Regions from separate parts of the Mus musculus genome. Here region 1 is linked to region 2. Evidence: chromatin loops called from intact Hi-C (ENCODE). Cell type or tissue: heart. All regions are shown on one strand. Each heading gives the region's core, and the rest is flanking DNA. Links, peaks and the distances in the headings are about the cores only. Region 1 holds the start of Igsf8 (immunoglobulin superfamily, member 8). Region 2 has its middle 25 kb from the start of Cd84.

Region 1 (16,116 bases), core at 5,419-13,418, 490 kb after region 2:
TGCTGTCTCAGTAACGGAAAGGGCTGTGCCCTTCCTCTGCTTGCAAAGCCTGCTAGGGCTCCCTGCCATGTCCTGCATTTGAGTGACCAGAGCCCCAAGGACACTGTGCTCTGCTGTGTACTCGAGAGGCAACAAGTGACAGCAGGCAGAGCACCTACAGCCTGCTTCTCACCCACGCCTTCCTGACCACTCCCTTCACGGACCTATGGGAGTCTGTCTCAGACCCCAGATCACAGTGGAGGTAGACATCTGGCCCTTTAATCTCTAACTGGGGATCCAGACAGGGGGACTTATTTGAGTCAAGAGAGGAACAAAGGAGGAAAACCAGAAAGACCTGAGAACAAGAGGTGGGGACGGATGGCGGGAGTGGTCTTGAGAGAAAACTCAGAGTAGGACAAGGTCACAAGGGACAAAATGGAAAAGGCCCAAGCCTTTGGTCGGCAGAGATCTGGGAAGTAGGATGTGTATACACAGGGTAGGGAGCTGAGAGACATAGGAACATGTACTAGTGTGGAGGTGGGATGCTAGTTAGGACCGAAGGGGACACTCGTGTCTGGGATTCTGTGGGTAGGAATGTACCAAGTACTAACTCCGAAGGAGCTTCAGTCTGGGCAAGTGGTTCAGTTGGGTGACTTCCTAGGAAGCATGGAAACCTGGGTTCTATCCCAAATATCCCTAAGGTGAGGGTTGTAGAACAACCCCAATGCCTGGGAGGTAGAGGCAGGAGGATCAGAATGTCAAGGTCACCCCAAGCTACATAGCAAGTCTGAGAAGCCGGCTCAGACAAGATGAGAGAGCCTGCCTCCTCCTCCTTTAAAATGATGGGGACAGGGCAGCGCTTGCTCAGATGTGTGCACCCCATTTATTACGAATTAGTAGTCCGCCTAGGAGCGTGTGGTGTGCACGTGTCCGTGTGCAGGCATTCACGCGGGCTACAGGGAAAGCTGTGCGTTACTGTGGGTGTACGTGAGAGTCCATGGGAGAGTGTGTAAGGGGGAGGGAGGGTGGGCGCTCAGCTGCAGATGGACTTGTAAACGAAACAGTTTTGTTTCCTAAGTGACTGGCCTCCTGGGGCCTCCAGCCCAGACTTGAAGGTTGTTTCAAGATCATGAAAGAGAGAATGGGAGGGACAGAGGGTGGGAAGGAAGAGCTGGGAGAGACTCCATCACTCCCCACCCCCACCCCCACCTCCACCCCTGTTCCTCTCCTGCCCCCGCCCCCTCACCCCACTCCTCTTCTCCTCCATCCCTCTTGCTTGCCTCTCCTGCTGCCAGCCCCCTGGGCTGTCCTGTCTCTCCTGGTCCCTGAACCTCTCATCTTCCTTTCTAATGTAGTCTTGTCTCAGCTGCCAGACTTCTGGAGCCTTCTGGAGTGTGGGTGACATTTTTTTTTCTTTTCTTTCAAAGAAAGACCCCCATGGGGTGAAAAATTAGTTGGGAGACTAGAAGGCCCAGGATGGCCTTAATTAATGTCTCCTTTTTTCCTAGCTCTCCGCTCACATTCCCTCAGACTGTAGTGGCCTGGCTCCAGGTCACAGATGTAGCTGCCCCAGGCCTGCTACTACCTCAGTTTCCCCACTGAAGTACAGGGACTGTGTGGGTTTTCTTCTCTTTTCCCTGATATTGGTTCTCCTGGCTAGCTCGTGGGTCTCTCTTTTCAGTGTACTTGGTGTAGCTTCTAAAAGTTCTTTTCCTTGGACTCTCCTGCCGTCCGCCATCTTTAATCCCCTCCCCCATGGTGTTCTTGTCCTTTTTTTGATTATTCAAAATACATTGTTTAGAATTGGGAAAAGAGAAAGATAAAGGCACTGAGAAGCGGCCTCCTGGTCTCCTGTATCCTAACCCATTATCTCTTTGCTTTCCTTGCTTCTCTGGATCCAGAAAGGTCTGCATTGGATTCCCATCCAATGGGACACACAGGTCGGGGTGTTAAGGATATTGAAAAAGAAAAGATTTTTGTGTCTGCTGTCTTGGGCTCAGTGGTGCACCTGCCTTTCCTGAGGCCTGAGTCATGGACTGGTGCGGTGCACACTTGCCTAAAAGTCAGGTCCCAGTGGTGCTACTGGCCACTTGGATGACCTTGGGCAGGCTGTCACCTATTTTGTCTCCCGGGTGACAAGGGGTGCCAGAAAGCCTGTGAGATCTCCTTTCACCTCTGGCGCTCCCCAAACTCTGGGCTACTTCCTCTTACTCATGCCTAGCTCAGGGGAGCAGTAGCCTGCAGTTCCCCTGGGCTGAGAGGAGACAAGGGGGCAGTTGTTCCTGCCCAGCCTTGTTAGTAGGTACAGGTGTGTCTATTTCAATTAATGTGAGTATAGGAAATGAGTCTGAACCCTTTAGCTCTTGGCATAGAAACAAAGGAAGGCCTGTTTGGTTTTGGTTTTGTTTTATTAGCAAAGATGACCTCTATATTTTACACAGAGCCACCATGGAGGTGGGCAGGGTCTGGGTATTCTTTTGGACTAGGGATCCTGGCATCTCTTGGGTGGTATTCAGGGAACATATAACAGGCGAGCCTGTCTTCGGAGATCTTTTGGACTGTGGCGATATGAAAGGTGTCAGGGAGGAGAGGGTTAATGGGGCTTGCTGAGTTTGGGGGCAGGGGTCACAGCTGGGCCCTGCAGGGTTCCTGTTTGCCTTTGATTCCATCTGTGTGGGGAAGGAATGGTCCCCCAGCCCCCTGAGGTAGGTTTGCTTTGGCTGAGGATCTGACCCAGCCGCTGGCCCAGAGCTTCCCCACCCTCCCATTCCTCCTATCAAGGGGCAGCCTGGCCTGGCCCCTAGCCTCCTCCTTCCTGCCTGCCTCCTTCTTCCCTTACCATGCCCTTCCTCCTCAGCCAGCATCGAGTTCCGTTTTTCTGCTTGTCCCCTTTGGCATTCTGTATGCCCAACAAGGACAGGGCGCCCTGTAAACATCTGGCACGCCGAGCCATGGCCTCTGTCCTATGTAACGCACTTCCAGAGTTCTAGGGAGGTTGACCTCCTCTTTGCCTCAGTTTCTCTTAGAGTCCAGGATCTTATCCCTAGAGGAATATGGCGTAATCAGCAGTGTGTGCTCCTTGTGATGCTATCGAGCCACTGAGACATTCAGTCTGTACTTGTTGAGACCTTACTGTATGCCCCATTCTGGGCCAGTACTGGAAAGACCACCATAACCCCGAGTCACGGTTCCCACACTTACAGTCCTTTTGCTTCGCACCCCAGCCTCCAAACCCCTCCACCCCATTCTTTGACCCTACTTCCCCAGAGTGGGTACTGAGCCTTTGAGATTTCTCCATTTCCTTAATCTTCCTGCAACTTCTCCACTGACTGGCTAAGTGAAGGATTCTCATCCTAGCTTTAAGTTTAGGTGCCAGGCCTGGACCTTACCCCAAGGTTCCCACTAGACGTGGCATCTGTCCGTACCCTGACATTGGATCCTCCAGACTCCGAAACTAAAGACGACGCATGTTAATTTAGTTCTCGTACCAACTCTGCTTTACAGATAGGGAAACTGAGGCACCCAATCAAGTGGGGGATCTGGGACTCAGACCTAGTCTATTTGGCTCTAGGGGCTGCAATGGTAACAAGAAAGAGCACAGATGATAAAGGGGAGGGAAAGAGAACAACAGCGCTCTGTGAGCTAGGCGCTAATGCCTGCTGATTGCACATGGTTAGACTAGAAGGTGATATCAGCTCCAAGATGAGAGAGATGATGCTCAGCCGGAAGAATCAAGAAGGTCTTCACGGAGGAGGTGGCCTTTTAATTGAGTCTTGATAGATAGGAGAGATCTGGCTCCGTGAGACGGAACCCTGTAGGTTCGGGACATCAGGGGCTGCAGTAGCATCCAGAGTATAGAGGAGAATGTGAAGTCAATCTGGGAAGTGGATACAGAGAGCCTCGAATGTCAGACTAAGTGTTATCCTAAATGCCAGCATTCTGTTAAAAAAAAAAAAAGAAGAAGAAGGAAAATAAAAACCTGTGATGCTAAAAGTCACCTGGATACGTGTTAAAAATACAGAACAGTGGGGCCAGGCTCAAAGATTCTGATTCATGAGGGCGGGGGTGGGGAGTGGGAGTCTGTATTTTTACCACCGAGAAAGTTTGAGAAATATTGCTATAAACAATATGGAGACATTTAAAGTTTCTGAAGAAAGAAATCATCTCATTCAAATTGTACCCTGGGTAAGACTCCTTTGATTGAAGGGGGGGGTGTGTGTGCGCACGTAAGCGCATGGGTGTGAGGTGTGGGGCTGGAAGGAAGAGATAGGAGCTATCAGGGAGAGGGTGTGGCAGGAGAGGAGGTGGGGGGGGAACAGCAGGGGTGAGCATTCAGGACTCCGTAGCTGGTTGCTTGCCAGGGCAGGGGAGGAAAGACTTGTGGAGTGGGGGTGTTGCGCAGCTCTGACTGTTATGAAGTTGGGAAACAAGCTATCACATCCCTGTGGTGGGTTGTGAGGCTGAGGTGTTGTGTGTGGTCAGGCTGCAGGAGGGGCTTCTTGAATAGATGAGACAGGACTGGACCTCCGCAGGGAGCATGGGCTGTGGAAGTCACCTGCATAGAGATGACCATGGAGGCAGAGGTCACTAAGGTGGGGGAATCTGGAGGACAAATGGCAAGAGTCTTAGGAAGAAATGTGTTCAATACTTAAGCCAAAGATGAGCCTAGACCAGCGGCTCTGAACCTGTGGGTCATAACCCCTGTGTGGCTAGAAAGACCTTTTCATGGAAGTCACACATCAGCTATCCTGCATATCGGAGATTTACATTCTGTCTCATGACACTAGCGACTTTACAGTTGCGAAGTAGCAAGGGGCATAATTTTATGGTTGGGGGTCACCACAGCATGAGGAACTGTATTAAAGGATTGCAACATTAGGAAGGTTGAGAACCACTGGTCTAGAAGATGGTGAGGTAGAGAAGCCAGAAAGATTGAGAGAGCTAGACCAAGCTAAGGACCTAGAGTTGAGAGAGGAACCGTTATAAGAGCATAAGAAAGAACTCTAAAAGCCAAGTTCCAGTTGACAAAGGGAAATGAGGCTGGTTACTTCTTTTTTTTTTTTTTTTACCTCAGACACCTCTGAGGTGACTGTTGTGACCTCTAAGGAAGCCATCTTCATGGCAGGTCAAACCTGGAAACAACAATCTTCCCCCCCCCCCCCAACCTCATTCCACACTAACAGGGCATGTGGTGAGGAAGCTGGAGGCTGAAGCAGGCCACCTTCTTTCAAGAAGATTGCTTTAGGAAATAGAAAGGAAAGAAGACAGTGGGTAACTGAGGAGGGGGTGTGAGGGATGCGGGGCTAGGGTCCTGTGTGGAGGACTCTCTTCTCCTGTTCACTGGGCCTACCCCACTGCCCATGTGCCATAGCACTCACCATAACTTATCTTCCTGACAATGACCAGGAAACAGTGAGGTCAGTGCGGCCATGGCTCCCATTATAGAAATAATGGAACTGAAGTTAGGGACAGTGCCCCCTGGCTGTGAGAACCAGGTCTGCCCAAAGCCTTACTGTCTAGCCCCGACATACCAGCCCCACCTACTCAGACCATACATTTTATGTTTGTTTTGGTTGGCCCCTTCATCCCAAGAACATCAAGAGGTAGGGTCCTCTGTGCCAACACAGTGCCAATGTAGAGTGGCTGGTTCTCCTTCTTGGTGTTCCCTGTCACCATGGCTGGCAGCTGGTCACACCTCCATACCCATGTCATGCCCCAGACACCAGTTTTGTGTCCACAAATGGAGTCAGAATGCCTAGAAAGTAAATCTCAGACTGACCACTAATTGGACAGAAGGTTTCCTGAACTCATTTACCCAGTCACTAACTCTGCGTGCAGGGCAAAAATGCTTAAGGAACATAGATTATTACTTTCTGCCCTCGATCTCCAAGGTCCTAGCCTTTAGAGTGCAATTTCTCTTTCACTGGATGTGGTCTCCAGCACCTTCCCTCTTTGGAGCACAGAGCCTGCCCTTGCTAGGTTGCCCAGGAAGCGGTGTGGCTTGATTTTTGAGCGACAGATGTTTGAGTTCTGAAATAGGAAACTTTCATGTGTGGGTGGAAGTGGTCAGGGCGAGATAGAATCAGAGATCAGAGGAAACAGAAGTGTCCACCATGGAGGCCATGGGGTAACCAGAGAGAAAAGACTGATTTCCTCTAGTCACTCCCTGCCCTCACACACATACACACACACACACACACACACACACACACACACACACACACACACACAGAGGAGGAGGAAGAAGAGGAGGAGGAGGAAGAGGAGGAAGAGGAGGAAGAGGAGGAATAATTAGAATTGGCAGTGGCCTTGAGAAGCTCAGTCAAAATAAGAAGGCAGATTGAAACAAGCTCTGTATATACAGTTCAATGTGGAAAATGCCATCCGAGGGCCAACGGCAGATGTTGTGAGTGCGTGTAGAAATGTGTGTGCGCATGCGTGCGTGTGTGCGTGTATGTGTGTGTGTGTGTGTGTGTGTGTGTACGTGTGTGCGTGTGTGCATGTGTGTATACGTGTGTGTGTGTGTGTGTGTGTGTGTGTGTGTGTGTGTGTGTGTGTGTCTGGGTATTGAGGATTGTCTTACCATCGGGACCCAGCTCCCACTCGCTCCCATGGCCAGCACTCTCACCCCCACTGCTCCATCTGTTTCTTTGTTTTTGCAGTTTTTATTTCTGGCTTTGTTTTTCCGTTACTTTCCTAATAGAGAGCCTTTGGAAAAATTCCATCCTTGTTTCAGTTGGACCAAGCAAAAAGGGAATTGTCCACTCTTCAGCCAGAATAGCCAAGGGGTACTGGCCTCCTTCAGAGTCCAGGTGGACAAGTGGACAGGCAAGGACTGATGGGAAAGAGGCCGAGGAAGACGCTCAGCTGAGACCAGGGAGGTCTAAGCAGGAGCATCAGAGCTTGCGTGAGCTGGCTGGGCAGGCTGTGCATCCCACACCACCCCTTGCACCTCCCTGCCTTCTGTTCTGGTTAGAGGGGAGAACAGAGAAGCCCTTCCATGCTGGGGTGCTTTGGACTGGGTCTCAAAGCTCTTTCCTCGTCTGGGAGGCTGTGAGGAGCTGAGACCCCAGAGTCAGAAGTCTTTGGCGTGTGTACATGAAACCTGTTCTTCTCTCTTTCCCTCAAAGTCCCAGCACACAGCTCTCATTGTTTCCTCTTATCCGGGACCTCTAGCCCTGCACTGACTTATTCAAGAAATACTTATAAAACACCTACTGTGTGCTACATACACCATACCACATATATCACATACACCACACACACACATACACATATACCACATCACACACCACACATATCACACACACACACACACACACACACACACACACACACACACACACACACACACACCACATTACACACCGCACATACATCTCACACACACACATACATATACCACACCACACCACAACCATACATACATCACACACCCACCCACCACATTACACTATATATACACACACAAGGCACGCATATTCACACACACTGAATGTATGCAGGTCACCATACAGGAGAGGAGACATATGTTCAGGACATTTAAGCTCATTTGCCTGTGAGCGTTCCTGTTTATTTGCTATGCAAACTTGGGTAAATTGCACAAGGTCTCTGCTCCCGCTTCCTGGCTGTAACATGGAGGGAGGTAAGCACAGTTCTTAGCTTCCAAGGCTGTGGCGAGGACTGAATGAGCAAGCCTAGTGTGTACACAGCGCCCAACACAAAGCCGCCTTTCAGTCAGCCCAGCGTTTGTTCCTCACCTCACTCAGCTGGAGGCAGACAAACCCGTAAATGACCTGTTCTTCAAATTTGCCTCTTGCTCAACCTGGTGACTCAGAAGCAGTCACCTGGTGCTAACCACCTCTTGCCCCCGAGGCTCAACTAACACCCAGTCCGCAGAGCTGTCTACTGGACTGCTATTTCCTGACTTCATTGCGGCCTACTCTGCTCGGGATCTCACAGAGAGTGAGAGTGAGGCCTGCTTTTGCTCTTTGACACCCTCCAGATGGGATTCTGAACCAGCGGGTCCCTCTCAGCTGCCTGGGGACAGAGCACAAGTCCAGGGAGCCTGGGGGGGTGGGGAGTGGGTGGTGGGGGTGGTGGGTGGAACCCAGATACCTACACCATAGGGCTAATGAACACAGGCCTTGGCAGGGTAGAAAGCTGAGGGGGATTCCAGCTCAGAGGGATCCATGAGTAGCATTCCAAAGTGGGCAGCAGCTGGCATTCACTCTGGGAGAAGCAATGGCTAGGCCCACTCAGTGGGTCAGAACCAGGTCATGCCAAGGCCCAAGTAGTATAGTGGCTCCTCTATTCTTGAACAACTGTGCTGCCCGCTTGGCACTGGGCTTGAGAACTAGAAGTGTGAGCTCTGTCAGGGCAAGAGGAGGGACCAGGGCACACACACACACACACACACACACACACACACACACACACAGAGGGGGGAGAGAGAGAGAGAGAGAGAGAGAGAGAGAGAGAGAGAGAGAGAGAGAGAGAGAGAGAGAGAGAGAGAGAGAGAGAGAGAGAGAACAGTATAAGGCTTTACACAACTTGCTCAGGGGAGAAAGAAGTGGTAGAGTATGCTTGGGGGGCCACTTTGTGGGAATGTGTCTGGGTGTGTTTGATGCTTGCATGTTTGTGCTTGCTTACACACCTGCTTCATCCCCTGCGTGAAGTTGTGGTCCAGGTGATGGGTAGGGTTTTTCTCTTCCTTTGACTCTGACCCTTTCTGTAACCGCTCAACAATTCAGCAGAGAGAACTTCCCCTTCGGTTCATCAGTTCATCCAGGTGAAGGCTTTGTAAACACACACAGACACAAGACATTCTTGTGTGGGATCTTAGGCTCCCTCCGAGCTGGACTTTACACATACTAAGGAGGCAGGGGATACCATACCATTATGTGTGTGTTTGTGTCGTTTTCTTATTAGCTTAGTGGCTGGTGTGCTTGTCAGTGTGTCTCTATAGCTGTGTGTGTGTGTGTGTGTGTGTGTGTGTGTGTGTGTGTGTGTGTGCTGGGCTTATATTTCTTTTCTCTTTCTTTCTGTGATATTTGCTTTCACCACGCAACAGGCTAGAGGATCCTAGCTCAAATCTGAATTTGGACTCCAAGAAATCCAACACTGGACAGCGAGTCTAACACGCCTTAGGTCCTCCATGCCTCGGTTTCTATAGAGATGAGAAGTGCTAACCTCACAGGTTCTGGGAAAACGAAATCAGTTCACGTTACAGAGCCTGCACAGGGCAGAACACGTCACCTCAACAGTCTTGTCTTTGAACATGCTTCTCTCTGAGGGGCATTGTTCTCTTGCTGTGACTATAGCATATGACATTTCAGCCAGATTATAACTGTTTCAGGGAAGGCCTTGGGTCTTAATTACCTCTAACGATACTCATGACACCTTACTGTCATCTAGATGCTTCATACACATGCCATCTGGAGGCTGAATGTTGTTAAATAACCACATGGAACGAGACTGGTGACTGAAGTCTGCCCACATGTGGCAGTACGTGGAACTGTGGGTGGGGATCTGGTTTGATGGTCACAACAGTGTCCACGTCTCTACAGTCTCAGGCTTCCTCTCAATCCATGCTTTAGTCTAATCTTAAGTCTGCCTGGAAAGGTCTCTTCCTTTTTGCCTCACTCCACCCCAGAACGCCAGTTTCCATACTGCATAAGTCTGTGTGAGTGTGGGGTGTCCTCCAGTCTTTGACGTTGATCTGGCCCTCCTTTGCCGCATGTGCGTGTGTTTGAGCATTGCCCCGCTGGGTGTGTGCGCAACACCTTTCTGTGTGAAGCCCCTTGGTTTCAGTGGGGAGCCATGTGCCTGCATGTGGTGAGCCTCGTGCCTGGCGTTTACTCCCCTCCCCCAACTTTCCAAGTTACATAAGCATCTTAGGAGTGAGACAGTCCTGGACTTTGGGCTCCCTCTGCTGGCCACTGCTGGACTGCACAGTTTTGGGAGGGGTGTGTAAACGTTCTCCTAGCCCAGCCCCTAACCCCTGTGTACTGGCACGGGAGTCCCTTTGTCCCAAGCTACAAGGTAATCTCCTGGAAGAGAGCTCCTCCTACTCCATCCCATATGCTTATACCGAGTGCTGACTGTTAACTTGTTTATTCAAAACACGCAGGATATCCCTGAGAGTTGGGGACCTTGAAAGCCTTGCTGACTAGGGCACTACTAAAATCCAGTACAAGGTCTGGCCCGCTCAGTACCCTGCAACATGAATGAGTTTTCGCCCTTAACAGAGTGAACAGTGGAGTACAAGAAAAGATGGGAACCGTCAGACTTGAGGTTTTGTGGATTTGTTTTGTTTTGCTCTTTTGTTTGTTTTGAGACAGGATATATGTGGTTTTGGCTGGCCTGGAAGTCACAGAGATCCATCTGCCTCTGCCTCCTGCGTGCTAGGGTGTGCACACCAGACCTGAGCTTTAAAGTAACACTTTAGTTACCTTAAAATCTGTGTGGCCTTGGGCAAGACACATAACTATTTTAAAAGGCCAGGTCTCTCTTGTGTTAAATGACTTTGCTTGTAAAATAACCTGTAAAGTTTAGAAAGGATATCTTCAGGTGGTGGCGGTGTTATTGTGAAACCATCCCATAAATGGCTATGATGATGATAATCATGATGTTGTGATGGTGATGGTGATGATGATGATGATGACCGACTTTCAAACCGGTACCAGAAAGTCATTCAATCCACTCAACCTCCAGCTAAAGGGAGAATGCTTTCTCCCAAAGTCTCCCGGTAGCTTGCAGTTTTCACATGGCTCAACATGGCTTCTAGAGAAACAGTGTGAAGAAACCAGGCTTGGGATATATCCAGGTGACAAGGAGCAGGTCCCTTAGCCTCTTGCTAGGCAGTCTTGGGCGACCAGGGTTGGAGTTCTGACTTCCCTATAGATTCCCTATCAGTGTTTCTCTGTGGTTGCTGAATGTGGCTTCCACTGGCAGCCCCACGAATACGACTTCTGAGAAGAGGAAGTCACCGCTGGCCCGGATCTCTTTTCCTGTCTGTGCCTCAGTTTTCTCAATAGGAAGCAGTAAGCGAGGGAGCAGGGGTGAAGGGGACAAGTAGGGAATGGAGGTGAAGATCTAGACGTGTTCTAGGCCACTTCCCCCTAATGGGCACTTCCGCGCCCTGGTTTTGCAGGCTGAGCCGCCCCTTCTTCCCATCCTGGCCCCACCCTACTCTCCGCCTTTTTCACAGTTGGAGACATGGCTTTGGGAAGAGGTTTCTCTTCCTTTTTCCTACCTCCAGGCTAGCTCCACCTTCCCCAGCAAAGAGGTGTGTTACGTCCTCTCGTTGGAGACTCCAATTGGTAGAAAGCAGTTTAACGCAAAAACAAAACACCCCCATAGTTACCGTGTGCATGAAACGTATGTGCATGATCTCAGCTAATAATCGCCGTAACTCCTCGAGTGTTTACAATCTCTGTTCCGTACGTGGCGGGGGGGGGGGGGGAAGTGAGCTTGAAAGCATTGAGCTGAACAAGGATCTTCCAGCTAGGAAGTCTGGACCGCTAACCCACTTCCCTTTCGCTTTGCATTCTGACCGGGTATTAGAACAGATTTCCAGCGATCTTCCAGGACTCTGAAGCCCCTTTGGGTCCGCTTCACGTCCAGGAAACCGTGGGTCAGGCCATGCCTACATAAATCAGCAGGGTTTGCTGCCAAGACTCAGTGGCCCACATCACCCAATTGGATTCTGAGTGCGTAACCACAGTCACCCCATCATGCATCCCCAGAGGCCCTGCAAGCACCCCATTCTCCCTGGAAGGCTGGCAGGTGCAGGGCGGGGTGCCCTCTGAGCGAGGAAATGGGGGTAGAGGAGCCCAGGTGCCGCCAGTTCGCCCAGCCTGAGGCCAGAGGCGGAGCCACCATCAGGGTCGAAGTCTGGCCCAGGCGACGGCCTGGGGCGGGGCGAGGCGGGGGCGGGGCCGGGCAGCGGGGCGCGGCTGGGACTGGTCTCCCGAGCTGCGGAGGGCGGGAAGAGCGGCGGGAGGAGGGGAAGAAGGGTGGAGGGCGGGGAGTTGGCGGCTCCCGCTCGGCTGGGCTCTGCGCACCCACGCTTCACTGCTCCGCTTTCTGCCCCCCACCTGGGCATGCGCCCCCCGCGGCCCTGGCCCCCCAGAGCCCACGCCGCCCCCAGGAGTCTCCTCAGAGCCGCCTACGCAGAATGGGCGTCCCTAGCCCCACGCCGCTGAGTTCGCTCCTGCTGCTGCTGCTAATACTTGGTAAGCCAGGTGGTGGTCGCCGCGTCCCTGTCCCGGCCGGGTAGGTGCCTAACACCGTGCAGCCCACCAGCCCACCTTCCTAGCATTTCAGAGCTGGTTGCATCCCTACTTCTCCAACAGACGTGCCTCCACTGTCTCTGGGCTCGGCGTCTCGCTTCCTTTTGCGCCTGTCTGCCCAATCAGTTATGGGGAGGGTGGTGGTGTCCTCGCTCTAGGTTCCTAGCTGGGGCATATGGGCGACCTACTGAGGTATCCCCTGAGACACCATCGGGCCTCCGGAGGCAGGCACCACTTCTCATCGGTTACACCCAGCGTCTGGGGTCGTTGCTACCAAATACCGTGACAACCTTCTGCCCCACTCTCGGCTCAAGGCCTGGTTTTGGGTGTTTGCTCTGCGTGGGCAGTGCCTGGCGGTCTTCATAATTGCCTAGAGTTGGCTGGAGGCCCAGGGGCTGATTCTGACCACGATCTCTGAAAAAAGTCTCCCCAACACCCCCACCTCCCAATATAACATGTCACCATCTGAGGCTTCTTCCCTCACGTGTCTCCACCCTGGGCCAGTTCCCTCTTTGCCCTTCTTCCACGCTCCCAGATATTTGCCTGGTTGTCAGACTCAGTTGGTCCCAACATCCCTGCCTCAGGAGAAACCAGGCTCCATGGAAACTGAACCTGGGATCTCTAAGCACCCAGTGTCTGTCCTGGTGGGTGTTTATGATGGTGTGTTTTCTGGGCCAACCTTGCGTCATGTCTGGTGTGTGTGTGTGAGTGTGAGTGTGTGTGTGTTGAGGCCTGTGGAGGTTGCTAACATTACCATGTTTGGGGTCTGACTTGGAGGGCTCCCTGTAGGAGGTGTTCTGGGAAAGATATGGCATGGAGCAGTTGCCAGGAGACTGAAGCCCTTGAAAGGAACGTGTGTGTGTGTGTGTGTGTGTGTGTGTGTGTGTGTGTGTGTTATGCATATGGAGAAGATACTATAGTGGGGCACCCCAACCTCCTTCTCTGGTTTATACCAGAACTGCGCAGTGTTGTACAGAATGGTTCCTTGGGCTTCTTGGGGCCAGGATGAAAACTCCTTTGGGAACAAGGCGGGAGGCAGAGTGATGTAGGGAGTTGAAGGAGCTGTGGGGCTTGGTTGCCTAGCGATTGCTTCTTTTCCTTTGGGCTTAACCCGAGCAGGGATGAGCCCAGGGGTGGTTGGGAGGAGTGAGTGTTATTCAGGGGCGGGAGAGGAGCTGAATGTCATCTTAGCCCACTGCAGCCAGCACTGGCATTCACTTCACAGATGATGTGAAATACCACTGTGTATCCAGTGAGGGTGGGGGGTGGATTTGAACTCAGAACTGACTCCAAAGCAGACCTTTGGCTGTTAGAAAGGAGGCAGCCCAGCCATTGAGAACCTTGTAGCAGCCTATGTTCTGAGGCTGTGGGGACAACTTTCCCATGGGGATCTCCAAGCATCAGCTTGTGTGGAGCCAGGAAGGTGGGAGGGGACCTTCTCAGCAGAGTTTACCCATGGGCAGCCAGGATGGTGTCAGCTTGGCTGCCTTAACCATCCTCCTGATTATGAAATGTGCCTGGAGCGATATGTGCCTGAGTCACACACATATACTCACGGGTTCAACATCAGAACTGGGAGCTCTTAGTGCTGAGAGATAGAAACTGAGACCCAGGAGAGGAAAGGGTTGGTCCCATGTTGGCTTTCTGACTCTAGCCTCTGCTTCAGGCGGTGGTCATGTGTTCTCTGCGTGACGTAGCCAGAAGAAGGAAAGGAGCGAGAACTGTAGAGCAGGCTCTCAGGCTCTTGGGTGGTTTCCTCCAGGGCCAGTAGCAAGCTGTGGACTTACCCCTGGAAATCCGGGAAATTACAGTTTTGTAAACCAGGGCTCTCCTTGGAAGCATCTCCGCCTTCTTGGTTTTGTCCCTCTTCAGGGGTGTGTAGAGGCCCTCCAGAGAGGGCAGGGACTTGGCCACAATGTCACATTTCACTTTACTTTTCTCATCTAGAAGAGAGATGGTTCTCACGGCCAGGCCTTCCGTGTTGGCTGGGAGAGAGCTCTAGACTCACATCTGTGGTTAGAACCTAGTGGCAGTGCTCCCTAGAGGTGCTCTCTGGGAGTTTCTTCATTTCTCTCATCTGAGGAATGATTGACAGCCCTTCTTGCATTCTAGGGTTCTGCGGTCTTACCTAGAAGTAGTGGAGAGGAGAAAGAAGCTGGACAGTCCAAGGTTTTGGAACCGGCTGTCTGTTGGAACAGGGGGTGGGGTAAAATGGGTGGAGGGAGGGAGAGAGAGAGAAGGGGGAAGGGGGAAGGGGCAGCAGGTGTTTGGGGTCTCCTTATTGAAAGGAGGTCTATGCAAATGCTGCGCAGATAGGCAAATCATATGTAAATGAAAGCTTTTGTTTGGGGGGCTGTGCATAGTGCATCATCTGGGTTAGCCAGAAGGTTGACAGATTCTGGGGGCGGGGAAGGGATCTTCTGCCCCAGGCCTGGGCAGAGCCTGGTTCTTGCCCCAGAAGCCACAGCTGCCTGTGTAGCCTTGTGGGCTGGGAGAAGCAGTGAGCTCATGGCACAGCTGTAGTGGGGAGGGTATTGTGTAGTGAGGACTGACTAGGTCCGTGCCCTGTCCAGCATGGTGCCCCATCCAGTGCAGTACCCCAGCCAGCCTGGGCCACTGGCTCCATTGTCTAGCCCAGGTGACAGAGCTAAGCCAAGCAGCCTTTCTGTAAGATGTTGTCAGCTCCCCTCCAGCAAAAGGCTCAGAATCCCTTAGCTAGAAGTTCTTTCTGAGCCCGGAGAGACGCCACACATGGCAGGGTAGGAGCGATAAAGATCCAGCCACGAGCTGGAGAGTTGGGAATCAGGCATGCTTCTTTTATTTGTTATTTCCAATTGCATGTGTATGAGGGTCCACATGTATGCATGGGTGCAGGTGCGTATATGTGAGTGTCTGTGTAAAGGTCAGAGGTCAACCTCAGGGGTCATGGCTCAGGAACCGTCCACTGCATTTATTCATGTGCGTGTGCGTGTGCGTGTGTGTGTGTGTGTGTGTGTGTGTGTGTGTGTGTGTGAGAGAGAGAGAGAGAGAGAGAGAGGAGACAACTTTCAGGATTCAGTTCCTTCCTTCCCTTGAGGGGCTCAAACCCAGGTTGTCAGGCTTATGTGGCTACTCACCAGCCACCGTGCCAAGCTTTTTCCATAGTTGCCGGGAATTGAACTCAGGTCCTGATGCTTGCATGGAAAGCATTTTACTTACCGGGCTGTCTATACCCCAGACTCCGGATGGACTCCTCTGTTCATGTAGGTGCTCTGCCTCTAGTTAGCTAGAGTATTCCTCTGTTCAGGTGGATCTGAACCTACGTGATGTGCTGGGATGCTGGTGTCTCGTGTCCCATCTTGTGTTCCCATCTGTGTCTTCGCCCAGCTATGTTCTAACCATCCCTAGGTTTCCCTTTCCTTCACAGGCAGCAGTCAAGAATGGTGCTGATGATACTGGCCATCAAGTGGGGACTCGTTCTCTCTAAAAAGATTCCAGTTCTTTCTGCTTTTACCCCACAGGAACCAGGTGCTACGCCCGGCAGGTGCATGTCCCCAGGGGACCTCTTTACCGGGTGGCTGGCACCGCTGTCTCTATCTCCTGCAACGTGAGTGACTATGAGGGCCCTGCCCAGCAAGACTTCGAGTGGTTCATGTACAGACCAGAGGCCCCAGCTACGTCCCTGGGCATTGTCAGCACCAAGGATAGCCAGTTCTCCTATGCTGTCTTTGGGCCTCGTGTGGCATCTGGTGACCTGCAGGTGCAGCGCCTGAAGGGAGATTCGGTGGTGCTCAAGATTGCTCGCCTGCAGGCCCAGGACTCTGGCTTTTATGAGTGCTACACCCCCTCCACAGATACGCAG
Region 2 (16,116 bases), core at 5,425-13,424:
TTCTTCCCCAGATGTCTTCCTCACCAGCTTGCCAATCATGCTATTTCCAAGTTCCTGACCATCCAGCCAATCCATTGGCTACAGCCCAGGAATCAGTGAGCAACTGGCCATTTCTCTTAACAAAATGTAGGATCATATGTACTGCCAGAAGTTCTGCCTGCTGTGACAATTTCCCTTCACCAGTGTCTCTCAGAGCTGTCCTAGAAAGGGGTTTTAATAAGTAAATTTGACCTAGTCTTTTCTTCCTCAGTCAGCTGATCATGAGGAACGCCCCATGGCTACAGCCCATGGGCCCAATTAAACCCATTATACTTAACTTGTCCAACTGAGCAGTAGCATCTCTAGCCCTAAGGTCTTGTCCAAAGAAAGGGGCTACCACAAAACTCTTCCAATGTGCTGGCTCCTCTCTCACCATTTTGCATTTTACAGGATTAGTGAAGGTCATGTCTTCTGGGCCTTCCCACTGTGAAGTATTAGGTTTTACACTACATTTTCACTCTAGCATTAATTTTTTCCTGATCCTTATGATCCTTCCACCAACACTACACCAAGGGATATCACACATCTGCAACTCCTTTTCAGAGGCCATCTTTTAACAAATGCTTCAGCCAATCATTCAAATACATTTTAGCACCTTTTCTTTTTAACTTTGCAAGCTTCCATATTAAACCTAAACTCTCTACTCTGAGAATCTATATGAATAAACCCAGCCTGATCTAGTTTTATGTTCCTTCCCACCATTATCCCACACTCTTAAAATCCATTCCCACATATATTCCCCAGACTTCTGCTTGAATGAATTGCAAACTCATTAAGCTCTTTAGTAGTTTAGTGAACCTCCTCACGGACTACACTTTCTACCTCCTTTCTAGGAGCATGCTTTAGACCTATTTGGCTATAGGTCTAAAGGCAACTATTGGTGGGTCCTGAAGGACATCAGTATTGTCTAGCCTGGCATATTGTCAGAGAAAGTCACCACCACTTGGTTAGCAGACAATGAATAATATCCTTAAACAAAGGTGAATATGGCAATATTTCAAGGTGTGGGACACAGGGTACTACTTCCTCAGGTGAAACAAACCCTTGAGAATGTGAAGGTTCAAAGCTCTCAGCTTCAGTATGATCTTCATATATACCCCCCATCCCAAGTTCCAGGTTCCTATTCTTTACTAAGTAGTGCCCCAGTTCTATACCAGTTAGTGCCCTTACTTTAACCACTGACACACCCCAAGCAAGACTTGAATATTTACTATAATTCATCCAATCATAATGAGGGCTATGCAATTTGAGCTTTGTGGCTGTGGGGGAGAAGAATGGATATCCTAGGAAGGCGAGAGCAGCCAGGCAAAGAGCAAAAGCTTTGTTCTGCCTCGCCCTTTCCAGGTTTCCAGCAGAAGGTGTGGCCCCAGTCAAAGGCTTCCTCCTCAAGATCTGGATGAAAGGCATGTCATTGCCCCCAGCTTGAAACATCTGGTTTAGAGGGGTGTATATGTGTGCATCTTCCTAACTCAAAGATCAGATTAGGAGTGGATTTTCCTGCTTCAAATTAAGCAAACAATTCCTTCATAGATGTGCTCTCTATCTGGGAGTTTTAGGTCCAGATGTGATCAAGTTGATATCAAGAATAACCAATACACACCTTCAGTATTACCAAGGTTCTCAAAGTCCTAAAAGCACCCAGGTGGCTAGAAAGGAAGGAAGGAAGAGAGGGAGGGAGGGAGGAAGGGAAGGGAGAGAGAGGGAGAGAGGGAGAGATAGAGGAAGGAAGGAAGGAAGGAAGGAAGGAAGGAAGGAAGGAAGGAAGGAAGGAAGGAAGGAAGGAAGGAAGGAAAAAAGAAAAATTGATGGAAAAATAAAAAGAGGGGTCACCTTGGGCACAGAGTCGGCGGACACCCCCAAGGTCCCCTAGAGGACTCTCCATGAAATCTTAGGACCACCAGTGAGTGGAACACAACTTCTGTTCCAATCCAATCGCACACGCGGGACCTGAGACAGCATTAGGGAAGCAGAAAAGCCGGCCTGACCAGGGTCACAAATCCCTTCCGGTCATTTCCAGCACCAGGTCACCTGGGCGTGGAGTCTACAGACACCCCTAAAGGTCCCTAAAGGACAGCTTCTGAGGCAGATCCAGTTTCGGGCTCCAGATATCCAGGCACCTTCCCTGCCAGAGGAGAGGTGTCCGCCCTGCCCAGGAGGGCTTTGCTGGAGCACCTGGGGGCGCCATCTTGGTTCCTGGATCCGTCTGAGACTAGTCTGTGCAGGCAAGAATATGGACTACAGAAGCTAACAGCTTCTGGGACAGACCAAAGTGACACAGCTTCTGGGACAGGCCCTGTTTCAGGTCTTCATCTTCTGCCAGGAGGCAAGTCTGAATGCCAGATATCTGTGCACCTTCCCTGTAAGAGGAGAGCTTGCCTGCAGAGAGTGCTCTGACCACTGAAACTCAGTGGAAGAGCTAGTCTCCCAGATCTGCTGATAGAGGCTAACAGAATCATGAGAGGAAGAAGCTCTAACCAGAGACAACTATAACACCTAACTCCAGAGATTACCAGATGGCGAAAGGCAAACGCAAGAATCTTACTAACAGAAACCAAGACCACTCACCATCATCAGAACTCAGGGTTCATGCCTCGCTCAGTTCTGGGCACCCCAGCACACCCAAAAAGCTAAACCCGGATTTAAAAGCATACCTCATGATGATGGTAGAGGACATCAAGAAGGACTTCAATAACTCACTTAAAGAAATACAGGAGAACACTGCTAAAGAGTTACAAGTCCTTAAAGAAAAACAGGAAAACACAACCAACAGGTAGAAGCCCTTAAAGAAAAACAGGAAAACACATCCAAACAGGTGATGGAAATGAACAAAACTATACTAGACCTAAAAAGGGAAGTAGACACAATAAAGAAAACCCAAAGTGAGGCAACGCTGGAGATAGAAACCCTAGAAAAGAAATCTGGAACCATAGATGTGAGCATCAGCAATAGAATACAAGAGATAGAAGAGAGACTCTCAGGTACAGAAGACTCCACTGAGAACATCGGCACAATAATCAAAGAAAATGCAAAATGCAAAATGCAAAAAGATCCTAACTCAAAACATTCAGGAAATCCAGGACACAATGAGAAGACCAAACCTACGGATAATAGGAGTAGATGAGAATGAAGATTTTCAACTTAAAGGGCCAGCAAATATCTTCAACAAAATTATAGAAGAAAACTTCCCAAACTTAAAGAAAGAGATGCCCATGAACATACAAGAAGCCTACAGAACTCCAAATAGGCTGAACCAGAAAAGAAATTTCTCCCGACACATAATAATCAGAACAACGAATCTACTAAATAAAGATAGAATATTAAAAGCAGTAAGGGAAAAGGATCAAGTAACATATAAAGGCAGGCCTATCAGAAACACACCAGACTTTTCACCAGAGACTACGAAAGCCAGAAGATCCTGAACAGATGTTATACAGACACTAAGAGAACACAAATGCTAGCCCAGGCTACTATACCAGCCAAACTTTCAATTACCATAGATGGAGAAACCAAAGTATTCCACAACAAAACCAAATTCACAATTTATCTTTCCACGAATCCAGCCCTTCAAAGGATAATAACAGAAAAAAAAAATACAAGGACGGAAACCACATCCTAGAAAAAGCAAGAAAGTAATCCTCCAACAAACCTAAAAGAAGAAAGCCACAAGAACAGAATGCCAACTCTAACAACAAAAATAATAGGAAGCAACAATTTTTTTTCCTTAATATCTCTTAATATCAATGGACTCAATTCCCCAATAAAAAGACATAGACTAACAGAGTGGCTACACAAACAGGACCCAACATTTTGCTGCTTACAGGAAAAAAGACAAACACTATCTCAGAATGAAAGGCTGGAAAACAATTTTCCAAGCAAATGGTCTGAAGAAACAAGCTGGAGTAGCCATTTTAATATCGAATAAAATCTACTTCCAACCCAAAGTTATCAAAAAAGATAAGAAGGGACACTTCATACTCATCAAAGGTAAAATATTCCAAGAGGAACTCTCAATTCTGAATATCTATGCTCCAAATGCAAGGGCAGCCACATTCATTAAAGAAACCTTAGTAAAGCTCAAAGCACACATTGCAGCTCACACAATAATAGTGGGAGACTACAACACACCACTTTCATCAATGGACAGATCACAAAAACAGAAACTAAACAGGAACACAGTGAAACTAACAGAAGTTATGAAACAAATGGATTTAACAGATATCTACAAAACATTTTATCCTAAAACAAAAGGATATACCTTCTTCTCAGCACCTCATGGTACCTCCTCCAAAATTGACCATATAATTGGTCACAAAACAGGCCTCAACAGATACAAAAATATTGAAATTGTCCCATGTATCCTATCAGATCACCATGGACTAAGGCTGATCTTCAATAACAAAATAAATAATAGAAAGTCAACATTCACGTGGAAACTGAACAACATTCTTCTCAATGATACCTTGCTCAAGGAAGGAATAAAGAAAGAAATTAAAGACTTTTTAGAGTTTAATGAAAATGAAGCCACAACATACCCAAACTTATGGGACACAATGAAAGCATCTCTAAGAGGAAAACTCATAGCTCTGAGTGCCTCCAAAAAGAAACTAGAGAGAGCACACACTAGCAGCTTAACAACACACCTAAAAGCTCTAGAACAAAAGGAAGCAAATTCACCCAAGAGGAGTAGATGGCAGGAAATAATCAAATTCAGGGGCGAAGTCAACCAAGTGGAAACAAGAAGAACTATTCAAAGAATAAACCAAAGGAGGAACTGGTTCTTTGAGAAAATCAACAAAATAGATAAACTCTTAGCCAGACTCACTAGAGGGCACAGGGTCAGCACCCTAATTAACAAAATCAGAAATGAAAAGGGAGACATAAAAACAGGTCCTGAAGAAATCCAAAACACCATCAGATTCTTCTACAAAAGGTTATACTCAACAAAACTGGAAAACCTGGATGAAATGAACAAATTTCTAGACAGATACCAGGTGCCAAAGTTAAATCAGGATCAGGTTAATGATCTAAACAGTCCTATATCCCCTAAAGAAATAGAAGCAGTCATTAATTGTCTCCCAACCAAAAAAAAGCCCAGGACCAGATGGGTTTAGTGTAGAGATTTATCAGACCTTCAAAGAAGATCTAATTCCAGTTCTTCACAAACTATTCCACAAAATAGAAGCAGAAGGTACTCTACCCAATTCATCCTATGAAGCCACAATTACTCTGATACCTAAACCAGAGAAAGTCCCAACAAAGATAGAGAACTTCAGAACAATTTCCCTTATGAATATCGATGCAAAAATACTTAATAAAATTCCTCGCTAACCGAATCCAAGAACACATTAACACAATCATCCATCCTGAGCAAGTAGGTTTTATTCCAGGGATGCAGGGATGGTTTAATATACGGAAATCCATCAACATAATCCATTATATAAACAAACTCACAGACAAAAACCACATGATCATCTCTTTAGATGCTGAGAAAGCATTTGACAAAATCCAACACCCATTCATGATAAAAGTCTTGGAAAGATCAGGAATTCAAGGCCCATACCTAAACATGATAAAAGCAATCTCTAGCAAACCAGTAGCCAACATCAAAGTAAATGGTGAGAAGCTGGAAGCAATCCCACTAAAATCAGGGACTAGACAAGGCTGCCTACTTTCTCCCTAGCTATTCAACATTGTACTTGAAGTCTTAGCCAGAGCAATTAGAAAACAAAAGGAAACCAATGGGATACAAATTGGAAAGGAAGAAGTCAAAATATCACTTTTTGCAGATGATATGATAGTATATATAAGTGACCCTAAAAATTCCACCAGAGAACTCCTAAGCCTGATAAACAGCTTCAATCAAGTAGCTGGATATAAAATTAACTCAAACAAGTCAATGGCCTTTCTGTACACAAAGGATAAACAGGCTGAGAAAGAAATTAGGGAAACAACAAACTTCACAATAATCACAAATAATATCAAATACCTTGGCATGACTCTAAGGAAATGAAAGATCTGTATGATAAGAACTTCAAGTCTCTGAAGAAAGAAATTAAAGAAGATCTCAGAAGATGGAAAGATCTCCCATGCTCATGGATTGGCAGGATCATTATAGTAAAAATGGCTATCTTGCCAAAAAGCTAACTACAGATTCAATGCAATCCCTATCAAAATTCCAACTCAATTCTTCAACCAATTAGAAAGAGCAATCTGCAAATTCATCTGGAATAACAAAAAAACTAGGATAGCAAAAACTCTTCTCAAGGATAAAAGAACCTCTGGTGGAATCACCATGCCTGACCTAAAGCTGTATTACAAAATAATTGTAATAAAAACTGCATGGTACTGGTATAGCGACAGACAAGTAAACCAATGGAATAGAATTGAAAACCCAGAAATGAACCCACACACCTATGGTCACTTGATCTTTGACAAGGGAGCTAAAACCATCCAGTGGAAAAAAGACAGCATTTTCAACAAATGGTGCTGGCACAACTGGCAGTTATGTAGAAGAATGCAAATTGATCCATTCCTATCTCCTTGTACTAAGGTCAAATCTAAGTGGATCAAGGAACTCCACATAAAACCAGAAACACTGAAACTTATAGAGGAGAAAATGGGGAAAAGCCTCGAAGATATGGGCACAGGGGAAAAATTCCTGAATAGAACACCAATGGCTTGTGCTGTAAGATCGAGAATCGACAAATGGGACCTCATAAAATTGCAAAGCTTCTGTAAGGCAAAAGACACCGTCAATAAGACAAAACGGCCACCAACAGATTGGGAAAGAATCTTTACCTATCCTAAATCAGATAGGGGACTAATATCCAATATATATATATAAAGAACTCAAGAAGGTGGACTCCAGAAAATCAAATAACCCCATTAAAAATGGGGCTCAGACCTAAACAAAGAATTCTCAACTGAGGAATACCAAATGACTGAAAAGCGCCTGAAAAAAATGTTCAGCATCCTTAATCATCAGGGAAATGCAAATCAAAACAACACTGAGATTCCACCTCACACCAGTCAGAATAGCTAAGATCAAAAATTCAGGTGACAGCAGATGCTGGCGAGGATGTGGTGAAATAGGAACACTCCTCCATTGTTGGTGGAATTGCAAGCTTGTACAACCACTCTGAAAATCAGTCTGGTGATTCCTCAGAAATTTGGACATAGTACTACCAGAGAATCCAGCAATACCTCTCCTGGGCATATATCCAGAAGATGTTCCAACTGGTAAGAAGGGCACATGCTCCACTATGTTCATAGAAGCCTTATTTATAATAGCCAGAAGCTAGAAAGAACCCAGATGTTCCTCAACAGAGGAATGGATACAGAAAATGTGGCACATTTACATAATGGAGTACTACTCAGCTATTAAAAGCAATGAATTTATGAAATTCCTAGACAAATGGATGGACCTGGAGGGCATCATCCTGAGTGAGGTAACCCAATCACAAAAGAACTCACATGATATGTACTCACTGATAAAGTGGATATTAGCCCAGAAACTTAGAATACCCAAGATACAAGATACAATTTGAAAAACACATGAAACTCAAGAAGAACGAAGACCAAAATGTGAACACTTTGCCCCTTCTTAGAATTGGGAACAAAACAGCCATGGAAGGAGTTACAGAGACAAAGTTTGGAGCTGAGACGAAAGGATGGACTATCTAGAGACTGTCATACCCGGGGATCCATACCATAATCAGCCTCCAAACGCTGACACCATTGCATACACTAGCAAGATTTTGCTGAAAGGACCCTGATACAGCTGTCTCTTGTGAGGGTATTCTTGGGCCTAGCAAACACAGAAGTGGATGCTCACAGTCAGCTATTGGATGGAACACAGGGCCCCCAATGGAGGAACTAGAGAAAGTACCCAAGGAGCTAAAGGGGTCTGCAACCCTATAGGTGGAACAACAATATGAACTAACCAGTACCCCCCGGAGCTCGTGTCTCTAGCTGCATATGTATCACAAGATGGCCTTGTTGGCCATCAGTGGAAAGAGGCCCATTGGTCTTACAAACTTTATATGCCTAAATACAGGGGAACACCAGGGCCAAGAAGTGGGAGTGGGGGGGAGAGTGGGGGAGATAGCATTGGAAATGTAAATGAAGAAAATACCTAATTTTAAAAAAGGGAAAAAAGAGAAAAAGAAAAAGAAAGCAAGACAGAAAGAAGGAAGGAAAAGACAGAAGAGATGGAAAGAGAAAATGAAAGAGAAAAGAAAGACAGACAGGAGGAAGAAGAGAAATAAGAATGAAGGAAGGAAGGAAGGAAGGAAGGAAGAAGAGAGAAAGAAAGAAAGAAAGAAAGAAAGAAAGAAAGAAAGAAAGAAAGAAAGAAAGAAAGAAAGAAAGAAAGAAAGATGGAAAGAGAAAAACAAAGAGAGATGGAAGGAAGGCAGAAGAGAAAGAAGGAATGAATGAAGGGAGAAGGAAAAGAAGGAAGGAAGGAAGAAAGAAAGAAAGAAAGAAAGAAAGAAAGAAAGAAAGAAAGAAAGAAGGAAGAAAGAAAGAAAAAGAAGATGGATAGAGAAAAAGAAAGACAGACAAAAGAAAGGAAGAGGAAAAAGAAAGAAAGAAAGAAAGAAAGAAAGAAAGAAAGAAAGAAAGAAAGAAAGAAAGAAAGAAAGAAAGATGGAAAGAGAAAAACAAAGAGAGATGGAAGGAAGGCAGAAGAGAAAGAAGGAATGAATGAAGGGAGAAGGAAAAGAAGGAAGGAAGGAAGGAAGGAAGAAAGAGAAAGAAGATGGAAAGAGAAAAAGACAGACAGAAGAAAGGAAGAGGAGAAAGAAAGAAAAGAAAGAAAGAAAGAAAGAAAGAAAGAAAGAAAGAAAGAAAGAAACAAAGAAACAAAGAAAGAAACAAAGAAAGAAAGAAAGAAAGAAAGGAGGAAAGAGAAAAAGAAAGAAAGATGGAAGGAAGGAAGGAAGGAAGGAAGGAAGGAAGGAAGGAAGGAAGGAAGAAGAGAAAGAAGGAATGAATGACGGGAGAAAGGAAAAAAGAAAGGAAGAAGAAAAAAGAAAGAAAAACAGAAAGAAGGAAAGAAGATCAATGTTCTAAATAAAAACAAGCTCCACACATTGTCTATATGAGAATAGTGGGACAACGGCATCTAAAACCCCCCATGGCGTCCCCATTATCTCTCCTACATCTGAAGGATGTAGATTTAGTCATGTACTTGCTGAAACTGTAACTAGGTTCATCTTAGCTCAAGACACTTAACAGGCAGGGGAGGGGTAGCTGCCCTACCCCCCGCAGATAAGAAGGCCTAATATGGGTTGGTGACAGGATCTAAGCATAGTTAACTGAGGTAAGTCAATTCACTGAAGAATTCTAGCTGTGCTCACTTTACAGATAGTTTCTAATGTCATGCTATGGCTTGTCGTAATGGGTTGTTCTGCTCATTTAACAGCATCCCTGTGTTCTACCACTAGGTGTCAGTATCACATCCTCTATTCTCCCTCTGTATGCGTGAAGAAACCGTTCACTGCCTAAGGTGTGAGGCCCAGAATCTGAATCCCAGCAGTGGAGCTACACTGAGAACAGGCAGTAAAATAGTCACGTGGCACTTAACAATGAAAATAATTTCTTAGAAGTGTGTAATTGGACGATTTCACTGTTTTTCAACAACCTTAAAATATGTTTCACAAGCCTAAATGGTATAGTTGACTACATGTCTATGGTGTGTGTGTGTGTGTGTGTGTGTGTGTGTGTGTGTGTGTGTGTGTAGCTTATTGCTCCTCAGCCCATACTGAACAAAATAGATTAGATCAAACACAAGAGAAAAGCTATACACTCAAGAAACACAACACAAATTGATGAGTGGCTGTTGCTATGCTCTGTGCACTGCCTGACTGTTGATAGCAAAACTGCTTAACAAGTGAAAGGCAGAAATGCTAAAACACCAACCAAGAATTATAGTAGAGTAAGCACATTAACTAGTATCACACTTGTTATCAACTATAATGTGCTCTGCATGCATGCATCCCCGGATTGTCTCGGACCTGCCAGCAACCTAAGTAATGACACAGAGACCTTTTATTAATTATGAAAGCTTGGCCTTAGCTTAAGCTTGTTCCCAAGTAGCTCTTACACTTAAATTGGCCCATTTATATTAATCTACGTTCCGCCTTGAGGCTCGTTACTTCCTGAGTACTTGGTTCTTCCTCTACATCTGGCTGGAGAATATTCCACATCTGACTTCCAGAGTTCCTATCTCTCTGCCCGGAAGCCCCACCTATCCTTTCCTGCCTTGATATAGGCTGTCAGCTCTTTATTAAACCAATCAGAAGTTATTGAAGGGAATGTTTACAAAGTATTTTTTTGCACCCAAGAGAAAAACAATACTAAACTCTGGACTGTAATCATGCTGGTACAGAAATCAACATTTGAATAATATAAAGGCAACCTTTATGCAGTGCACAAAAAGATTACTCCAGCATGTATATGTTCTATAGGACTTACAGTGTGGTGGGTTTGAGTGCACCAGGATCATTGCAAATGTGTGAATAATGTACTGTGCAAGGGTCCTCCTGCAGTCTTATGGGGCCACTGTTGTATCTGCAGTAACTTGACCAAAACCTTGTTATGAAATACGTAAGTTAGTTATTACAAGAAGGTCACTACAGTGTTTTCTGGGACGCACTAGAAAATAAAAGCAGAAGTTGATAACGTTCCCACAAAGACCATAGCTGCAATGTGCAGTCACGTCAATGCTAGGAAGTGTGGGGACCTAGGTAAACAGAAGTCAAGAAGGTAAGATTGTTTTTTTGTGTGAAGTTTGGTCTGGCTATGGAAATGCAGAGAAATTTAATGAAAAGACAAAAGAATCAGAAATAGAACCACTATATGACATTCCCTTCATTATAAGATCACTTGAAATCACAGAAAATAAGGAAAGATCCAAAGGAAATAAAATCGTTACCTGCCTACCCCTCACTGACTGCAGGACTCCGGAGAGCAGCCTGCACCTCACCTGGGCAACAAAGTAGAGATGGCCCTGGTAGTGGGGAGATGAGTGAGCTGGCCCCAAGGGTGTGAAAGCCAGAGAGCTTGCCCTGGCACAGGAGAGGTGGCAGGCCAACCAACATAGCTTCCACCTGGATCCAGATCCAGAACTCTGAGTTAGTCCACCCCAACATCCTCCCCATCCATGAACTGCTGGAGCCTGTGAAGGGGCCGGTCCTGCAGATCCAAAGCTGCAAGATCTCCACTATACAGGATAACAACAGAGCATCCAAGAGGAGCTCGATGAGGATTCAGTATTGATAGTGTAGTAGAAGTCGGATACCTCAACCAGACCAAAGACTCACTGTAATGAACATTTGCAAGTTAAGCTGTTTGGGTAAAAGTGTGTACTGTGTGATACACCACAGCTTCCAAGGCAAGTTTTGTTTGTTTGTTTGTTTGTTTTCATTTTCTTTTTTTTTCTTGTGAGGAGCGGTTGCAAAGGCAGAGAGAGGGTGGGTATGAAGGGATGGAAGCTGAGTGGAATTGGGGTGCATGATGTGAAATTCACACACACACAAAAATCAATAAAAAGGTTTTTTTTAATAGTGATCTGTACAAGAAACTGCCCAAGGAAGCTGATACGATCAGATCATAAACAGACTAGAATTGTATGATATGATTTGGAAGATAAGTAAATGAAATGGGAAAATTAAAAATCAATAGAGTGTTGGGTTAAACAAGTAGTGGTACATTGTCAAAGTTCTTGCCTTTATTTACTTATTTTGCCCCGAAGATCCTCATGCTCATAGATCAATCTTTAGATATAGACAGTCAGGGTTGGGAGGGATCATAGAGGCAACCAGGGCCTGGCTAAGCTCCTCAGTCTTGTCCACAACATGGCTGACATCACTGCCTCTGGTAGTGAGGAGACCTTCACTCTCCAGTAGCGCTGATTCCATTGCTGACCTGCACCACATTCGATGGGCGCAGCTGATAGTGAGGGTAAAGTCAGTAAGCAAGAGTAGGAGATAAAGGAGTAGAGTCAGGTGTGCTGAATGAGAGAGAGAGAGAGAGAGAGAGAGAGAGAGATTATAGTACTGGCTAACCTTGAACTCAGACTTCCTGTCTCAGGCTCCTGAGTGTGAGATTATAAACATGTACCACTATATCTGTCTTGAAAATATCTTAAGAAATGTAGGTGTGGAGAGTTGGCTCAATGGATAAAGCATGCTTGCTGCATGGGCCTGAGGATCAGAGTTTTGACCCCTTGCACTTGGATGATAAAGCTGGGTGGGCATGTTGAGTTCCCTGTAATCCCCACACTGGGGAGACAGACAGGGTCCAGGAATTCCCCGGGCAAGCCAGCCAGCTAGCTATACAAGCTGAAATCTAGGTTTAGTGAGAGACCTGGCCTCAGTAAATAAAGCAGTGAGCAATCAAGGAACCTGATTGACCTAACCTCCACACACTCCGAGTACCTGCTTTTACACACACATGTACCCCCATATGTACAGACACCTGTAAATGCATGCATGTCTCACATCACACATGCCCACTTACACACAAGCACACTTACACACACACACACACACACACACACATGCATATACACACACAGACTGATAGCCTCAATCCCTTAAATAAGCAGTGAAAGTTTTAGCAGTCTTTATAATCTAACCCTGACTCTATGTAGTCATCTTTTACAGCATAGAGTCATTCCATCAGTAGAGACTTCACTGACAGCTCTCCTATCCACCCCTCACTTACTCCAACTCAGGGTGAGAACCACAGTGCATGCCTGGAAAGACAACTGAGCAAGCTCCGCTCAGTCCTTCTGTGCTGTCTGCCTCAGAGCCACCTGCATAGACTCCTGTCTACTAACTACTACTTGCAATGTCACATGAGTCACTGTACTCACGTTGGGCATCTTGTGAACTATTCCCCTGAGTCTCCTCTCCCCACCTCATCTTCTTCATCGGAATGAGAAGGATGGTCTAATAGTTACCTAGATCGGTGGTTCTCACAGTCCTAATGCCCTGATCCTTTAACACAGTTTCTCATGTTGTGCTGACCCCATCATAAAATTATTTTTGTTACTACTTCATAACTGTAATTCTGCTACTGTGGTGAATCTTAATGTAAATATATGACATACAGGATTTCTGATAAGCTACCCTTGTGAAAGGGTCATTCTACCCACAAAGGGGTCACGCACATGGGGTGAAAACCACTGACCTAGAGGGGTTTGTTGTTTGGTTTTGGTTTTGTTTTTAAATACCAGGCATGGTGCTGAGTGCCAGCTACGTCTGTCCCCCTCACCTAGTCTTATTCGACAAACTTTTTTTTTTAATAATGGAGTTGAAACTTTTTCTCTACCAATGTGATTCTTCTATTTCAAAAATCAATTCCAAACTCAGGAAGAGTAAAGACGGCATCATCATTTAATGCCCCCTTCCCTGCAACTGACTTTGGCTAATGGGTAAGCTTGTCTTTTACAAATTTAGTATTTATTTTCTTTCTCTTAGCTAGGTATTCTAAATTCTTAAGAAAAGTCATATGTTATTGAGATAATCACTATTGTTCCAGGACAATGGAATGAGAAATTGTCCTTAAGGATTCCTAATCAGTAGTATTTCTTTAAGTGTATGGATCTGAAAGCAACTGGTAGTCTTCAGATAACATTAACACTAATAACATTAATGTACACTGAAGTCATAGACGCTGCAGGCTTAGTGATTATTCTGATGGCCACTCATCAGGTGCTGGAGATACACTGTTTAGATTTCTATATAAGCATCACTTGAGGTTCTTAGCTAAGGAGGCTCTTAAGACTGAGCCTTAGAGCAATAACAAAACTGTTGCACGCTCTCAAGTTCTCTATCCACGCATCCTCCACTCTTCCTCGGACTGCCTTTCAACAACAGTTTCTCCTGTTCTATATGTTATAACAATGCTTCCGAAAGTGTGCCTGTTCTTGCCCTAGCTATTTTTGATAATAACCTAACTTCTCTTTCACATGACAAGTTTTCAAATATTTGACAATAGTTGTCATTGTTATGTGACCAGTGATCATGAATAATCATGAGTTTCTCCAAGTTCATGTCTTCCATTCTTAAAATGCACTTGTGAGAGCTAAGCATATAATTCCTGTGGCTTTCTTCTCCCTTAAAATCTGTTGTTTGTTTAACTATCCAATACATGTACAGATGTCTCTTCATCATTCTTTTTTCTGAAGATCACATTTTATAAACACATCCTGCTTGCCAATGTGTCTCAAAACTTACTATTTAAGACTGACAGTGTTTCCAGTGTAAAATATGTCCAATTTTAGGAGGTTGTGGAATCTTGAGGAAGTAGAGACTAGCTAACATAGGCCATCGGAGGCAGGCATCATGAAATATAGCCCATCCTTTGCTTCTAGCCCAAGTCCTCTACTTCCCAAACTATCAGAAGAAAAATGAATCCATGTGCTCTGTCTTAATAATCCCTGCCATGATTTCCCTACCATGACAGACTGTGCTTTCTCTTAAATTGTTTCTGTAATATTTTATGACTGAAATGGGGAAGGAAACTAATAGGGGAAAATGGTACCAAAAGTGGGGTTGTTGCTGTGACAAGCTTAATGAATAAGACTGGTAGACTATCAAAAGACTAGAATGCTAGTAGAAATAAAGATAGTAAGGTCTAACTCATAAAATTTTACACGGGGCCATTGATGTATATTCTGTCAAAGAACATGACTGACTACATTCTTCCAGTGCCCTGAAAAATCTGAGTGAGGCTAAAGTTAAAAGCTGAACTAGTTGGTTTGGCAGAGGGAGTTTCAAAACAGCACAGCCTTTGAATTGTGGCATTATGGTTGTTTATAATTCAGCTCTTAGGCCAAATTATAGTGTGAAAGGGGAGAAAATATAGTGGAAAAGATGTGAAAATGGCAGTTGGGTGAGGAAAGAAGCATAAGCAAATTTAAAGTTACTGACAAAGCAGAAGTAGTGGTTAAACAGGTGAACACAAACAGAGACGCCTTGATCTCTTCACCACTGGATGCCACCCACTGAGAGCTCCATTGTGTAACAGTGAAAGCTCACTTGAGAAACTTTCATTTAAAAGGAAAGTGGCCAAACTGAGTTTGCTGCAGTAGTAATGTCACAAGCCAACAGGGTCACCTAAGGAAATGCTTACCCATATTTGGCCTCACAGGGATTCAAAGATCACTACAGCTGTGATTAAAAAAGGGGGTAAGGGAATTGGACCACATTTAGAACTTGACAGTGGCCACCACATAGTGATAGTCTGGCTAACATGAAGATGGCAAGAGTTGTTAGAAGTTGTTAGATCGTTGAGGCTTGTACCAAGATATAAGAAAATTGCTACTGAAAAGATGGCTCAGTGGTTAAGAGCACTGACTGGTCTTCCAGAGGTCCTAAGTTCAATTCCCAGCAACCACATGGTGGCTCACAACCATCTGTAATGGGATCTGGTGCCCTCTTGTGTGTCTGAAGACAGCCACAGAGTACTCATATACTATAATATATATATATATATATATATATATATATATTAAGAGAAAGAAAATTAGCCAGGCGTGGTGGCACATGCCTTTAATCCCAGCACTCGGGAGGCAGAGGCAGGCAGATTTCTGAGTTCAAGGCCAGCCTGGTCTACAAAGTGAGTTCCAGGATAGCCAGGGCTATACAGAAAAACCCTGTCTCGAAAAAAACAAAAAAAGAAAAAGAAAATTGTTGAGACCAATGTGTCAGGGTTTGATTTCCTATGTGGAACTCCTGAGTGGCCTGTGCATGGAACTGTGAAGGGAATTATACATGAGTTCCAATAGATCTCCACTGTTGTAGATGGATGCCAGGAACATGAGACAATCACTTAAGGAAGAATGTAAACATCTAGTATATCCAGTTCAAGAGAGAGGGTCACATGTACTGCAGACAGTAGGTCTATAAAGATGGGGCTATCTAAGCCCATTGGAGCCCAGATATAACCCCCAGAAACCCAGGGTATTGGGCATAGAGTTTCAGGGTTTAGTATTTATTCTGTGGAGTTTCCGTCATGATTTGGTCTGGTATTGCCATTCTTTGGGGGATGGAGATGTTTTAC

Evidence for each region. A loop is a pair of places that touch in the nucleus more often than their neighbours do. Peaks named below come from ENCODE experiments on the same cell type or tissue, not always from the same donor. Only the 100,000 strongest peaks of a DNase experiment are listed, where the experiment ranks them.
Region 1: a loop joins it to region 2, with 4 times the contacts of the local background. A loop is called at or near these places in 4 of 42 quality-filtered maps.

What each region holds. Positions count from the first base shown.
Region 1 is chr1:172,300,376-172,316,491 of GRCm38, forward strand. It overlaps Igsf8 (immunoglobulin superfamily, member 8), which reads left to right and starts at 11,992. Exons shown (of 7, transcript NM_080419.2): 1 at 11,992-12,218; 2 at 15,776-16,116. The coding sequence starts at 12,161. In heart, for the core only: CTCF peaks have their summits at 5,461, 9,462, 9,946 (motif pointing left) and 11,107; DNase peaks (open chromatin) are centred at 9,496, 9,866, 11,136, 11,886 and 4 weaker places; H3K4me3 peaks cover 3,104 bases; H3K27ac peaks cover 4,197 bases; H3K27me3 peaks cover 464 bases.
Region 2 is chr1:171,806,483-171,822,598 of GRCm38, forward strand. No RefSeq gene overlaps it. Among named protein-coding and RNA genes, the nearest start is that of Cd84, 25 kb to the right of the region's middle. In heart, for the core only: a CTCF peak has its summit at 9,480 (motif pointing right); no DNase peak of the experiment used is centred there.